Linked DNA regions of Homo sapiens: region 1 is linked to region 2. A link is a loop called in an ENCODE intact Hi-C map of the cell type or tissue named here. Cell type or tissue: HepG2. All regions are shown on one strand. Region 1 overlaps FAM193A (family with sequence similarity 193 member A). Region 2 overlaps FAM193A (family with sequence similarity 193 member A).

Region 1 (8,000 bases), 50 kb before region 2:
CGTGAGCACAGAGCTGCCCAAGAGTCAGGCTAGAGGGGGGAACTGAGAAGATGCCACCATCGGAGACCTTGCCAAGGAGGAAGTAGAGAGAGACTCCCCTCTACAGGCCCACACGAGCACGCACAGTGCTAGAGACAGCCCAGCTGAGGCCAAATGCACTGACCTGGCCTCCCAGGTGCACAACAGGACACAGGAAACAACCTCAGCCTGATGCTCTCTGCACACTGTCTGGCATTTGACCAAACAGAACAAGAGAAACAGAAAGCAAGAACCAATAACGTTTAAGGAAGAGATGATAATACCAATTCTAACACAGTCTTCCAGAAAGGAGAAGAAACAGGAACACATTCTAACTCATTTTATGAGACCCCGAAGGCCACTGTAAGACAAGAGGCCTACAGACAGCCTTCATGAGCACAGATGCAAAAATCATTAACATAACTTTAGCAAATCAATCCAGCAACACATAAAAAGGATGTCCACAGAAGAAAAATAATGTTCATAGCAGCTTTTTTCAAAATAGCCCAAACGTGGGAACAACACAAACATCCATCAATTAATTGGTGAATGCATAAATTGGTTTATCTGTAAAATTACTCAATAAAAAAGAGAAACTACGGATGCATGCAACATTTTGGGTAACTCTCAAAAGCATTATGCAAGTTACAGAAGTATATGTGACACTCTGGAAAAAGCAAAACTGTAGGAACAAAAATCAGGTCAGGCCAGGCGCGGTGGCTCATGCCTATAATCCCAGCACTATGGAAGGCAGAGGCGGGCGGATCACGATCGAGACCATAATGGCCAACATGGTGAAACCCCATCTCTACCAAAAATACAAAAATTAGCTGGGCATGGTGGCGCGTGCCTGTAGTCCCAGCTACTGGGGAGGCTGAGGCAGAAGAATTGCTTGAACCCGGGAGGCGGAGGTTGCAGTGAGCCAAGATTGTGCCACTGCACTCCAGCCTGGGTGACAGAGCGAGACTCTGTCTCAAAAAAAAAAATTCAGGTGAGTGGTTACCAGAGGCTAGGACGGGGGAAGGGAAGTGACTACCAAGGGGAACAAGGGGATTTTATGGGGTGATGCAAATGTTCTGTAGCTTAGCTGTGGTAGTGAACATTTTTTAAGTAAAAAAAGAGTGAATCTTAATGGAAGGTAAATCATGTTATTTTTTTAAAGGCCAGCTCCAACAAAGAGGCTGACCTACAAAGCAACAGCTGGTCCGAATCCACAAACACAGGCCAACACTACACCTCTGCTGTTCCCAAGGTCACTGTTTCTGGTGAGGAGAGAATGGCTCATCTGACAAACTATCCATTACCAAGACAAGCCGGGGGCTGGGAAATGAGATCCTCCTCCAACGCAGGCAAGACGCACTGCAGGGAACCATAGGCACTTCCGCTGGCCTCTGGACCAGGGCAAACAGCAGAAGCCTGTTCCCAAGGGCAGAGGCAGGCTAAAATACAAGAGCAGGGCTGGAGTCGGAAGAAGAGCTGATAAAGTTTAATGAGAAAACAAACCAACCACCACAAAAAGCAAAGAAAATGGTATTGGTAAAAAAACAAACAAAAAAACCACACAAAGAAAACCATAAAAATAGCTGTCTTTGTAGAGTTTATATTCTAATGAAGAAGAAAGCAAACCAAATGAGTAAGTAAAATACATAGTATGTTAGAAATAAGTGCTAGGAAGAGAATTACAGCAGGAAAGCGGGACATGCGGGAGGGGCCGAGTGAGAAAGTAATTCTGACAATGAGACCCCAAGGATAGAAACTGGCCCTGGAGATGGGGCTTGCCTCCAAGGCCAGTAAAGATGGAAACCCACACCAGGCAGTGGGGATGCGCTCTTCAGATTGTCACCAGGACTCCCCCAAGGCAGTTCTGCAGGAGAAAACAGAGGAGCAGGGAATGCACACGTTTCCTGGCTGCACATAGCAAGGTATCAGAAGGAAGAGAAGAGCTCAGAAAATAATTAGCCGCTTTCAAGCAGAAATCAAAGGGCACAGAAGAGGCCTAGAATGTGGGGTCTCAAATAGTTGCAAAAGCCAACTCCTTCCAGAACCCAAACAGTACATGTGAAAGCCTGCCCGGAACAAGGGCCCACCAAAACTCCATCAGGTCAAAGATAAGAGTAAGGGTGCGGTCTTCCCAGCCAAGCCTGCTGTGGCCTCGAAGAGGCTGAAGCAGCACAAATAAGTAAAAGGGAAGGTGAGGCTTAAGAGCATCGCGTAAAGAATTACCTGCATGTCGAATTGTTGAGAACTAAACACATGAAAATTGTACTCCCTTTTCAAGAAACTGTACCACCAAAGAAATACTAAGCTCAAAGCCAAAAATCACCCTTCAGGGTCACATAGCTTGATGACTGAATTGTGCCCAGACAAGGAGGGCAGGTGTCCTGCCACCTACTGCAGTGTGGCCAGGGAAGACCAGGAGGAACGTACCAGGAGACACAGACTAGAAGGTGGTGCAGGAGGGAGTGCCCCCTGAAGCAAAAGCAAATCCATTTCTTTCACTGCCAGTTACCCCATAACCTGGGCGGGGGGAGCCAACGCCCTGCGCTGCCTGTGCTGGCAGCCACTCACCACTGGCTGGTCAAGGCCGCCATGCCTCTCCTCCTTCTCCACGGTCCTGCGGCAGTCCGGGCACACCCACAGTGGCAGGTGCAGCACGCTGTTGCCCTTGGGAGCCATGGAAAGGGCCAATTTGCTCGCAGTCTTAATTCCACTCTCTAAGAATGATGAGTCTTTCCGTTCACTTCTGCACAGAAGACAATAATCCCCAGCAGGGTAGGGTGGTGTCCTATGATTCATGCCAAAACTAAAAGGAGTCTGGAATAGAAAAAAAAAATTCTATTTTCAAAACCTCATCTACAAAGCCAAGAATATTAAAATATATGTATAGTTCTAAAACTAAAATGCATGTGTATGTTTATATACAGAAACATAAAATAGGAAATGTATTGAATAAAACTAAACCTAATGTTCTAGAAACTCGTAATACTTTAAATAGTGCCATAAAGAAAATCTTATCTTAGTACGAGTTAGAAAATTGTCAAAATTAACCCCTTCACCTTGACTTCTGTATTACTTTTCCACCACATGCTAGAAACTGTCAGCCTCAATTTTCAGACTGTTTACCAGAACTGGTTACCACCAACGAAGTCTGAAACTACTATTCTAGAGGCATCTGCACACCAGGGCTCAGATTCAAGATGGCAATTCTGGCTTAAGTGTGTCTGCAGATGCAAACCATCTTTGAGGTCGGCTGTCCAAATTCCAGATTCAAGATAAACAGGGAGCTGATGGCAGCTGCACATCCAAGGCCCAGACGCCCTTCCAGGCCCAGCAGTAATGATGCTGAGCTCATCTCTTATCACCTGATGTAAATAAACATCTGCATTTTCAAATAGGTCCTACAATGTGGGGCAAGGGGAAGAGGCCTTAGAGGTAGGAGGAAAAGGCAAGATTGTTATACCTTAAAACCTCTCAAAAGATAACCACCCACTCTATCAGAAAAAAAATAAAATTAGCCTTTAAAACACAAATACAGAAAAAGAAACTGAAGGCTGGGCACAGTGGCTTACGCCTGTGATCCCAGCACCTGGGGAGGCAGAGGTGAGATGATCATTTGAGCTCAGAGGTTTGAGACCAGCCTCAGTAACATAGCAAGACTTCGCCTCTGCAAAAAATCCAACTATTAGCCAGGCATAGTGGTGCGTGCCTGTAGTCCCAGCTACTAGGGAGGCTGAGGTGAGAGGATTGCTAAAACCCAGCAAGTCGAGGCTGTAGTGAGCTGTGATCGTGCCACTGCACTCTAGCCTGGGTGAGAGGGCAAGACCCCGTGTCAAAAAAAAAAAAGAAAGAAAAATCCAGCCTGGCCAACATGGTGAAACCCTGTTTCTATTAAAAACACAAAATTAGCTGGGCGTGGTGGTGTGCACCTGTAATCCCAGCTACTCAGGAGGCTGACGCAGGAGAATCGTTTGAACCTGGAAGGTGGAGGTTGCAGTGAGCCAAGATCACGCCACTGCATTCCAGCCTGGGCAATAGAGCAAGACTAAGTCTCAAAAAAAAAAAAAAAAAAAAAAAAAAGGAAAAGAAAAGAAAAAGAAAGAAACTGAGTCTCACACAACTGGAAATGGGGTTAAAGTCCCAAGACCAGCAAGTGTGTGTGTGTCGGGGGAGACACAGGATTTTTAACCCGTATCAACCCAATCCTAAGACGGGTCCTTCACACAGGGCTGCCTCTGCACCTTAGGAGGAAGCCCCTTCGAACCCTGAGGAGAGGCTGGAGGGAGGCACTCCCAGGGAGCAGGGCAAAGGGAAGCCTCGCCTGGCCTTCCAGAGGCAGCCAGAAAAAGGGCACACAGTGGGGTGGAGGTGAGAGAACCCCCGCTAGTCTCTCCTGCCGTGTAGGGTGTCCTTGCTGCAAGACATGCCAGGTGGGAAGAGAGTGGACCCAGCTGACGCTGTTCTGGCTTTTCAGTCTCCATCTCCACCCAGAAGCTTCTCCAAGGCCGGCTAGACCTGTAGCTCTTCCCACAGCCTCGAGCTGTCTCCCCATCCCACCACCGGTATTCAAAAGGACCCACTGTACATAACGGATTGGCCCCTGAACAGCCACTGAGGGCTCTCATTTGGACCCCAGGCTCCATTCTTAAGACTTCCTGCTGACCGGCAGGAAGCACATATTTAAACAAGGGGCTGAATGTATAAATGAATGAATTAGTGATTGAAAGAATGAATGACAATACCAGCAAGACTCAAAAGATGTTCATATATATTCTCACATGTTTCCATGAACCAGTGATCAAAACTGCTGACTCCTGTTACATCCACAGGGTTGTGAGTTTTCCCAAACCCAGCTCAGCAGCCATCCTGAGCTGAATGTTTGGGGCACAGGGGCAGACAACTGCGTCCTACCTCCCCACAGTGTCCTAGAGAACGCCAGACTACTCAAACCACCGAGTACCATGAGAATCCATGTATTTTTCCATACCAACAAATCCCAAAAGCCTAAATGACGACAATTAAAAAAAAAAAAAGGCACACTGATTTACCCCAATATAAAGCCATCTCTTTTCCTCAGGTCTTAGAAAACAGCTCCCATCACTGGCAGAACAGCCATACCCATCAGACCTTTCTGGCTTGCCCTTTTAATTACAGAATGAGATGCTGGGCTCTACAGGCCCAAAGGTCCCCAAGCCTAAAATCATAATGTTAAGAGCCAGAAATGACCAGAGAGCGCACAGCTCAGCTCCTGTACATTCACCAGTCATCCAGGATTTACTGAGCCCATCACATGCTCAGGGACTGGTCCAGGCACTGAGGGCACAATGGTGAAGAAAACTGTCAAAGACAAAGGCAATAAATAAGACAAATACATGAAAAAATTAACTAATTAAATAGTGATAAGGAGAAAAACATAACAGCAAAGAAGATCTGTACCCTTTAACCCGGTGGACAGTGAGGGCCTCCTTGAGGAGACCCCCGAAGCCGACATGGCTGTACCTTGTGGGGAGCCCAGTGGCTGGCATGGGGCTGACAAGAGCAGAAGGAGAGATGGGGGAGAGCTGAGGGCCACTGAAGTCAAGGAGTGACTCTGAGGCTGCGTGCAGAGAGAGATGGGATGGGACAATGGGAAGAAACGACTATCTGCAGTTCAGGAGCCAGACAGCAGCAGCTTGGACCAGGGCTGCAGGAAGGGAAGTGGATAAGGCTGTGAAGGAGCCAGCTGTGAGGTGTGAGAGGAGGAGAAGAGCTAGGGACAAGTATGAAGCGTCAGGTGCTGGGTATTTTTTCATTCCTTCAGTATCTGAGCTTCGTCATGGGCCATAGGAGGGTTGTTTGGGAAGAGTCTGGTCCTTTCAGGGCTTGTAGGCTCTGTAAGGCAGCATCAGAACGCCTTTCCTCTTACCCACAACTGAGGCAATATCCTCCTAAGCTGCCACCCAGGGTCCTGCAGGTTGTAAGATTTTCCCACAATGGCTGGTGGGAACACACACTGCTCCTGGCCCTGTGTGAGCTGCAAGGTTTGTCCCGCTCCTCACTTCCAGGGTGCTAGCCCAGGCGCAGAGAGCTTCCCCACAGGCATGTGCTTATGCGCCCTCAGCTGGGCTTGGGGAGAACCCTATGCAGAGCTCTTCCTTCCCCTCTTTGCAGCTCTCTCCTCTCTGGTACTCTGCCCTGCAAATTTACTTTGGCCTCCCCAAAGTCTCAACTCAGCCTCCTCAATCAAGGAGATCCTCAGACTCGGTCTGGGTAGCTCTCCAAGTCCTAGCCTTCAGACTCTCTCCAGGCAGGAAGCCTGGGCAAGGCTGGAGCTTGCCGCGGTTATTCTTCTTCTCTCAGGGATCACTGTCCTGCCTGCCTGTGGGCCAATGTTGGAAAACTACTACTTGGTACATTTTTTTGGTCCTTTGTTTCACTGTTTGAGACAGGAAGATAAATCCACTTCTAGTTACTACCTCTTGCTTGGAAGCAGAAATCTAGTTACATTGATATTTTTAAAAAATAAATGTAGCAGGCTGGGCGCGGTGGCTCACACCTGTAATCCCAACACTCTGTGAGGCCGAGGCAGGCAGATCAAGAGGTCAGGAGTTCAAGACCAGCCTGGCCAACGTGGTGAAACCCCGTGTCTACTAAAAATACAAAAAATTAGCCGGGTGTGGTGGCGTACATCTGTAATCCCAGCTACTCAAGCTGAGGCAGGAGAATCACTTGAACCCATGAGGCGGAGGTTGCGGCAAGCGGATATCGCGCCACTGCATTCCAGCCTGGGCAAACAGAGCAATACTCCATCTCAAAAAAAAAAATTATATATATGTACCAGAATGAACATTTTACTAGTATCATCCCCCAAATCCTACAAACACATAGATGAAATATGTAAATATATAAAATGTGTATATATATCCATGTAAGGGACCAAGATAACCCAGAAATTTTTGCATAGGAGAATACGGACATATGGCTAAGATGGCAGTATTGCTGAAAACACTTTGGGAACACTACTAACAGCTGAGTTCTACCATCTATGATGTATTTTACCTTTTCTGAATAAACTGATTTTCTACCACCCAGTGACTGTGGCCTGTGTGCATGGGGGTGGGAGGTGTGTGTGTATCATAAAAGACATTAAATCATAATAGCATTTGTTTTCTTGCTAGGCTTATATTCTAGTTTTGAAATTTGTTTCCAAAATGAAATTCCAAATTAAACATGAAAACCCAGATTTACTAAAAATACTTTACAGATAAACTTCTTATAAACATGAAGAAAAAAGGTCATCTTAGGGTAAAAACACAGTAAAAGCAATATCCTCTCGGGTAACAGCAGCACAACCCAGATTAGACCGCCCTATGAAGGCTAATGCAGGAGACACAACAAAGGCCCCGTGCTGGTGACGCTGCCACCTCCTGCCGACCGGCCTTCAGGGCTGTCTGCTCCCCACATGCCCTCCATCTCCTGTCAAAACCCCCTCACACTGTACCTATGACCAGAACATTCTCTGCCTTAAACCCTTCGATTGTTCCTGCTGCCTAAAAAGATCAAGTCCTTAGCAAAGGATCAAGCAGGATACACCAGGCCCTTGGTCAGTGTGTTCTTGCAAAATCACCCACTTGAAACTCCTTACAGTTCCACACTCCCGCCCCAACCAACTATGTGGCTTTATCTCTTCCTGCCTTCATACTTGCTGCTTGCTTCCCTAAAACACCAATCTCCCCGCCTTTCCTTTACAAGACAACTGCGAGGCATCCCTTCAAACCCCACTATGGTAACTTTTTTATTCTGTGAATTTTGCTCCCTACCCCTCAATCAATACGTGTCACACGCAGCTAATTACTACAACTCCTGTACAACTTCTACACTCTTTTTTTTTTTTTGAGAGGGAGTCTTGCTCTGTGACCCAGGCTGGGGTGTAGTGGCACGATCTCGGCTCAGTGCAACCTCCACCTCCCAGGTTCAAGTGATTCTCCTGCCTCAGCCTACCAAGT
Region 2 (8,000 bases):
ACTGTCTCAACAAAAAGATAAGCTACACAGTTGAAGAAAATGTTGGCAAATTATATATGACAAAGGATTTGAATTCAGAATCATGGAGAACTTTCAAAAAATAGGCAAAGTAGGCCGGGCATGGTGGCTCACCCCTGAAATCCCAGTACTTTGGGAGGCCGAGGCGGGCGGATAATCTGAGGTCAGGAGTTCAAGACCAGTCTGGCCAACATGGTGAAGCCCCATCTCTACTAAAAATACCAAATTAGTCAGGCATGGTGGAAGGCGCCTGTAATCCCAGCTACTCGGGAGGCTGAGGCAGGAGAATCACTTGAACCCAGGAGGCAGAGGTAGCAGTGAGCCGAGATCGTGCCACTGCACTCCAGCCTGGGGACAAGAGCAAGACTTTGTCTCAAAAAAAAAAAAAAAAAATAGGCAAAGTCTTGATAAAACACTGCTCCCAAGAGGATACAGGAATGGCAAATAAACACAGGAAACATGTTTAATATTATTAGGCACCAGGGAGATGCAAATTAAAACTATGATACCACTACAGACCTATTTATTAAAATATTAAGAGGCCAGGCTCAGTGGCTCACGCCTGCAACCCCAGCACTTTGGGAGGCCAAGGTGGGCAGATCACTTAAGTTCAAGAGTTCGAGACCAGCCTGGCCAACATGGTGAAATCCCATCTCTACTGAAACTACAAAATTAGCCAGGTGTGGTGACGCACATCTGTAATCCTAGCTACTGGGGAGGCTGAGGCAGGAGAATTGCTTGAACCAAGGAGGCAGACGTTGCAGGGAGCCAAGATCGCGCCACTGCACTCCAGCCTGGGCGAAAGGGTGAGACTCCACTTCCAAAAAAAAAAAATACATACACACACACACACACACACAGACACACACACACACATACTAAGGTCAGGAATTATAAACTGTCTGTCTAGTTTTAGGCTGGGTGCGGTGGCTCACGCCTGTAATCCTAACACTGGGAAGCCAAGGTGGGAGGATCGCTGGAGCCCTGGAGATAGACACCAGCCTGGGCAACATAGTGAGACCCCATTTCCACAAAAAGAATTATTATTATTATTGTTATTATTATTTTTTGAGACAAGAATCTCGCTCTTGTTGCCCAGGCTGGAGTGCAGTAGTGTGATCTTGGCTCATAGCAACCTTCACCTCCCAGGTTCAAGCAAGTCTCTTGCCTCAACTCAACCTCCCGAGTAGCTGGAATTACAGGTGTGTGCCACCGCAACCAGCTACTTTTTGTATTTTTAGTAGAGACGGGGTTTCACCACCTTGGCCAGGCTGGTCTCAAACTCCTGACCTCCAGTGATCCGCCTGCCTCGGCCTCCCAACGTGCTGGAATTACAGGCGTGAGCCACCACGCCCAGCCCACAAAAAGGGTTTTTTAAAAAACAGTTTAGGCCAGGGCTTATACCTGTAATCCTAGCACTTCGGGAGGCCAGACCAGTAGACTGCCTGAGCTCAGGAGTTTGAGACCAGCTTGGGCAACATGGCAAAACCCCATCTCTACTAAAAAAATATTAATAATAATAGTGTAAACAAAAACCACTGAAAATCTCAAGTGCTAGCAAGGATGCAGAGCAACCAGAACTCTCAGACATTGCGTGAGTAGGCAAAATGGTATTATCCACTCTGGATAACAGTTCAGCGGTTTCACATAATGTTACCATATGACCAGCTCCTACTCCTTGGTATTTACCTAGAAAATTGAAATTTACTTTCACACAAAAATCCTGTATAGACATGTTTATGGCAACTCTATTTATAATCACCAAAACCTCAAAACAACCCCAATGTCCACCAATGGAAAAATGGACAAACTGTGGTACATTTATACAACAGAATACTACACAGCAGTAAAAAAGAACAAGCTACTGATACATGCAACAACTTGGATGAATCTCAAAGTCATTATGCTGAGTGAAATAAACCTTCCTGAAAAGACTACACAGTCATAAATGGACTGTATGAGTCCATTTACAGGACTTATCCAAAAGATAAAATCATACCAAGCAACACAGTAATGGCTGCCAAGACTTTAGGAGTTGGGGAGAGTGTAACTATAACATGAGGGAGTTTTTGTGAACAATTAAACTGTTCTGTATCCTGATTGTGGTAGTAGATATATGAATCTACAGTTGTTAAAATTCAAATGCAAAATGCACATTTTAAACATTCAATTTTGGCTGGGACAGTAGCCTACACCTGTAATCCCAAAACTTTGGGAGGCCAAGGTAGGAGGACTGCTTGAGCCCAGGAGTTTGAGATCAGCTTGGGAAACACAGTGGGACCCCATCTTTACAAAAAAAAAAAAATTTTTTTTTTTTGAGGCGGAGTCTTGCTCTGTCCCCCAGGCTGGAGTGCAGTGGCACAATCTCGGCTCACTGCAACCTCTGCTTCCTGGGTTCAAGCAATTCTCCTGCCTCAGCCTCCCGAGTAGCTATGATTACAGGCGCCTGCTACCACACCCCGCTAATTTTTGTATTTTTAGTAGAGACACGATTTCACCATGTTGGTCAGGCTGGTCTCAAACTCCTGACCTCATAATCCGCCCGCCTCAGCCTCCCAAAGTGCTGGGATAACAGGCGTGAGCCACCGCACCTGGCCTTAAATTTTTGTTTTTTAATTAGCCAGGCATGGTGGTGCACACCTGTAGTCCCAGCTACCTGGGAGGCTGAGGTGGGAGCACTGCTTGAGCAGGACAGGCTGAGGCTACAATGAGCCATTGTCATAACACTGCATTCCAGCCAAGGCAACAGAGTCAGAGTCTGTTTCAAAAAATTTTTTTAATTAGTATCAATTTTGCTACATGTTAATTTCTAAAAATTAGCATATAACAGTACCATTTAGGAAAACTATCAGGCAGTACCCACTAAAGTCAAATCGAAGTACACCCAGCAATTCTACCCCCAGCCATATGACCAACTGAGTGCTCATGTCCACCAAAACACATGTACAGAAAGGAATAGACACATCAGTTGACTCATAGCAGCCATAAAACAATCCAAATGTCCATTAGAATGGTGAGATGAATTGTGGAATATTAACACAACAGTAAGTTTACATGCCATGAAAAAAAAAATGATCCACTGCTAGGACAACAACACAGATGCATCTCAAATATAATGTTGAGCCAAAGAGCCCTAGCACAAAAATTCTTGTTCTATGAAATTCAAAGAGAGGGCCTGGCGTGGTGGCTCACGCCTGAAATCCCAGCACTTTGGGAGGCTGAGGCTGGCAGATCACCTGAGGTCAGGAGTTCAAGGCCAGCCTGGCCAACATGGTGAAACCCCATCTCTACTAAAAATACGAAAATTAGCTGGGCATGGCGGCGCATGCCTGTAATCCCAGCTACTCGGGAGGCTGAGGCAGGAGAATCACTTGAACCCAGGAGGCAGAGGTTGCAGTGAGCCGAGATCACGCCACTGCACTCCAGCCTGGGTGACAGAGGGAGACTCCGTCTCAAAAAAAAAAAGAAAGAAAGAAATTCAAAGTCAAAATCCTTTTAAAGGATACAGATGAGATCAGTAGTAGAAACGACCATGAAGGAGATGAGGGAACATCCGGAAAATTGTTCTATCTATAGTCTTTTTTGTTTTTTTTTAAGATGAGGTCTCCCTGTCACCCAGGTTGAAGTGCTGTTGTGGTACAACCACAGCTCACTGTAACCCTCAGACTCCTGAGCTCAAGCAATTCTCTAGCCTGAGCCTCCTACATAACTGGGATTACAGGTATACACCACCACACCAGGCTAATTCTTTTTTTCTTTCAGAGACAGAGTCTTGCTCTGTCACCCAGTCTGGAGTGCAGTGGCCCGATCTGGGCTCACTGCAACCTCTGCCTCCTGGGTTCAAGCAATTCTCCTGCCTCAGCCTCCCGAGTAGCTAGGATTACAGGCGCCCACCACCACACCCAGCTAATTTTTTTGTATTTTTAGTAGAGAATGGGGTTTTACCATGTTGGCCAGGCTGGGCTCAAACTCCTGACCTCGTGATCCTTCCACCTCGGCCTCCCAAAGTGCTGGGATTACAGGTGTGAGCCACAGCGCCTGGCCAGGCTAATTAGAATTAAGTTTTTTGTTGAGACAGAGTCTCACTACATAGCTCAAGCTGGTCCTGAACTCCTGGCCTCAAGTGATTCTCCCACCTCGGCCTTCCAAAGTGCTGGGATCATGGCTATGGGCCACTGTGCCAACCTATATTCTTTATCTTGATATATTTATTACATAGGTGTACACATAGAAAAAATACTGAATCACAGACATGCTCTCTGCAGGTACACCATTTCTAAAGCGTGTATGGTAACCATTTAAACTTTTAAAAGTTAAAATTGTTAATTTTAGTTAAGACACAGGAAGTTCTACATTTTTCTTCAACCTATTTCCTCAGGTCACTAGGCAAATATGAACTAGAGTTAATGATAACCTAATTTCACCGTGGTCGCAATTTCTACAATACAGGGAAGGCTTCTAAGTGCACCCTCATGTACCCCAAAGATCCATAATAATCATACCAGCATGTTTATACAACGATCATACCATCAAAGCAGAGGATACGCTGTATGGTGGCTAATTTTTTGGTTTTTTTTTTTTTTTTTTTTTTTTTTGAGACAATGTCTCATTCTTTTGTGCAGGCTGAAGTGCAATGGTGTGATCTCTGCTCACTGCAACCTCAGCCCTGCACCCCCCACCCCGGGTTCAGGCGATTCTCATGTCTCAGCCTCCTGAGTAGCTGAGATTACAGGCGCTCGTCACCATGCCTGGCTAATTTTTGCATTTTTTAGTAGAGATGGGGTTTCTCCATGTTGGCCAGGCTGGTCTCAAACTCCTGACATCAAGTGATCTGCCCACCTCAGCCTCCCAAAGTGCTAAGATTACAGGCGTGAGCCACTATGCCCGGTCCCTATGGTGGCTAATTTTTATTTTAATTTTTTGTAGAGCAGTGGCGGGGAGGGTCTCTCCACGTCACCCAGGCTGATCTCAAACTCCTGGACTCAAGTGATCCTCCCACCCTGGCCTCCCTAAATGCTGGGATTATAGGTATGAGCTACCAAGCCTGTGGTGCCCTATCATTAAGAAACCCAAGGTAGTGGCCAAATGCAGTGGCTCACACCGTAATCCTAGCACTTTGAGAGGCCGAGGCGGGTACATCACGAGGTCAGGAGATCGAGACCATCCTGGCTAACATGATGAAACCCTGTCTCTACTAAAAATACAAAAAATAAGCTGGGCATAGTGGCACACACCAGTAGCCCCAGCGACCTGGGAGGCTGAGGCAGGAGAATCACTTGAACCCGGGAGGCGGAGGTTGCAGTGAGCCAAGATTGCGCCAGGGCACTCCAGCCTGGGTGACAGAGCGAGACTCCATTTAAAAAAAAAAAAGAAAAGAAAACTGAGGTAGCGCAAGGTTGATACCTTGCCCATGGAACAGAGCCTAACAAATTTGTGGTTCCCCAAGCTTTGTGTATAAGAATTCTGTTTTGAGTCAAAGACCCTATAAGCTAAGTTATGTTTTCCTACTTCTCCCATGGTCCTCCTCCTTTGTTGAAGCTACCCACATGCAGAAACACCCTCTTTGGCTCAGCAGCCACCTCGATGAAGGTGGTCCTGGGTATAACACATAGTGCTGTGTCCCGCACACAGGACAGTGGGACTGTGACCACTCCTGAAAATCAAGACAGTCCTTCCACTCGGCCTTCTCTCTTATCCACCTCCTGGCCTGGTGACTACGGAGTGTAGAGGCTGCTTGCCAGGACTCAGAAAGCCTCCCTGGGAACCATAGGGCCAGAAACCACTCACTGTTTCTGGTTGATACTGTTTTGGGTGCCATTTTGCACCATACAAGGTACTCCAAAAAGCTCACCATCTGTGGGGAAACAATTCAGAGGCTTCAGAATTACATTAAGACTTTCTGTGATCTGTGTCAAGAATATTTTACCCCAGTTACCATAAAGAGTTTCTTTAATGAACAATTATTAAAATACTTACAAAGAAACTTAAAAACTAAAGACAGCTTTAAAAGCTTAAAATATCGGCCAGGTGCAGTGGCTCACGCCTGTAATTCCAGCACTTTTGGAGGCCCAGGCAGGTAGATAGATCACTTGAGGTCAGGAGTTCGAGACCAGCTTGGCCAACAAGGTGAAACCCCGTCTCTACTAAAAATACAAAAAATGGCCGGGCGTGGTTGCTCACGCCTGTAATCCCAGCACTTTGGGAGGCCAAGGCATGTGGATCACAAGGTCAGGAGTTCTAGACCAACATGGTGAAGCCCCGTCTCTACTAAAAATACAAAAATTACCCAAGTGTGGTGGCACATGCCTGTAATCCCAGCTACTCAGGAGGCTGAGGCAAAAGAATCACTTGAACCCAGGAGGCGGAGGTTGCAGTGAGCTAAGATCACCCCACTGTACGCCAGCTGGGGTGACGCAGTGAGACTCTGTCTTGAAAAAAAAAAAAAAATTTGCCAGGTGTGGTGGTGCACTCCTGTAGTCTCAGCTACTCGGGAGGCTGAGGCAGGAGAATCACTTGAACTCAGGAGGAATCACTTGAACTCAGGAGGCAGAAGTTGCAGTGAGCCGAGATGGCGCCACTGCACTCCAGCCTGGGCGACAGAGCAAGACTCTGTCTCAAAAATAAAATAAAATACCATAAAAGATGGTGGCATATTTTAAAAGCTTAAAATACAGTAAAAGCAACTGTCAAGGTGCAGCACACAACTCAATAGTACACAATAGAGAGGCTGCAGTGGGTCACACCCGTAATCCCAGCACTTTGGGAGGCCAAGGTGGGTGGATTACAAGGTCAAGAAAGAGAAACCATCCTAGCCAACATGGTGAAACCCTGTCTCTACTAAAAATACAAAAATTAGCTGGGCGTGGTGGCACGCGCCTGTAGTCCCAGCTACTCAGGAGGCTGAGGCAGGAGAATCGCTTGAACCCAGGAGGTGGAGGTTGCAGTGAGTCAAGATCACGCCACTGCTCTCCAGCCTGGTGACAGAGCGAGACTCTGTCTCAAAAAAAAAAAAAAAAAAGTACACAATGAACTAATTCTGTGGACTATAACCCAGATTTTATTAATGAGATTACATGGAACAGAAAAGATCAGAAAAGTATTAAAATATTTTGTTTGTTTTTTGTTATTTTTTGAGACAGAGTTTCGCTTTTGTTGCCCAGGCTGGAGTGCAATGGCACAATCTCAGCTCATGACAATCTCCACCTCCCAGGTTCAAGCAATTCTCCTGCCTCAGCCTCCAGAGTAGCTGGCATGACAATCTCCACCTCCCAGGTTCAAGCGATTCTCCTGCCTCAGCCTCCTGAGTAGCTAGGATTACAGGCATGCGCCACCACACCCAGTTAATTTTGTATTTTTAGTAGAGACAGGGTTTCTCCATGTTTCTCAGGCTGGTCTCAAACTCCTGACCTCAGCTGATCCTCCTGCCTCGGCTTCCCAAAGTGCTAGGATTATAGGTGTCAGCCACTGCGCCTGCCCTTTTTTTTTTTTTTTTGAGACGGATTTTGAGACACAGTCTTGCACTGTCGCCCAGGCTAGAGTGTAGTGATGTGATCTGGGCTCACTGCAACCTCCGTCTCCCAGGTTCAAGTGATTCTCCAGCCTCAGCGTCCGGAGTAGCTGGGATTACAGGCATCCACCACTATTCCCGGCTATTCTTTGTATTTTTAGTAGAGATGGGGTTTCATCACATTGGCCAGGCTGGTCTGGAACTCCTAACCTCAGGTGATCCACCTGCCTCAGCCTCCCAAAGTGCTGGGATTACAGGTGTGAGCCACCGCACTCGGCCTGTTTTTTCGTTTTTGTTCGTTTGTTTTTTTGAGACGGAGTCTCACTCTGTCACCCAGGCTGGAGTGCAGTGGCGCCATCTCGGCTCACTGCAAGCTCAGCCTCCTGGGTTCATGCCATTCTCCTGCCTCAGCCTCCGGAGTAGCTGGGACTACAGGGCGCCCGCCACCACGCCTGGCTAATTTTTTGGGGTTTGT

The links. Peaks named below come from ENCODE experiments on the same cell type or tissue, not always from the same donor. Only the 100,000 strongest peaks of a DNase experiment are listed, where the experiment ranks them.
Region 1: a loop joins it to region 2, with 2.3 times the contacts of the local background. A loop is called at or near these places in 7 of 110 quality-filtered maps.

The regions. Positions count from the first base shown.
Region 1 is chr4:2,590,916-2,598,915 of GRCh38, reverse strand. It overlaps FAM193A (family with sequence similarity 193 member A), which reads right to left. Exons shown (of 21, transcript NM_001366318.2): 2 at 2,587-2,832. Among named protein-coding and RNA genes, the nearest start is that of FAM193A, 58 kb to the right of the region's middle. RefSeq lists enhancers at 309-1,261, 1,262-2,213, 2,214-3,166. In HepG2, no CTCF peak of the experiment used is centred here; no DNase peak of the experiment used is centred here.
Region 2 is chr4:2,540,483-2,548,482 of GRCh38, reverse strand. The region is part of intron 1 of FAM193A (family with sequence similarity 193 member A); the gene reads right to left. Among named protein-coding and RNA genes, the nearest start is that of FAM193A, 7.8 kb to the right of the region's middle. In HepG2, no CTCF peak of the experiment used is centred here; a DNase peak (open chromatin) is centred at 4,562.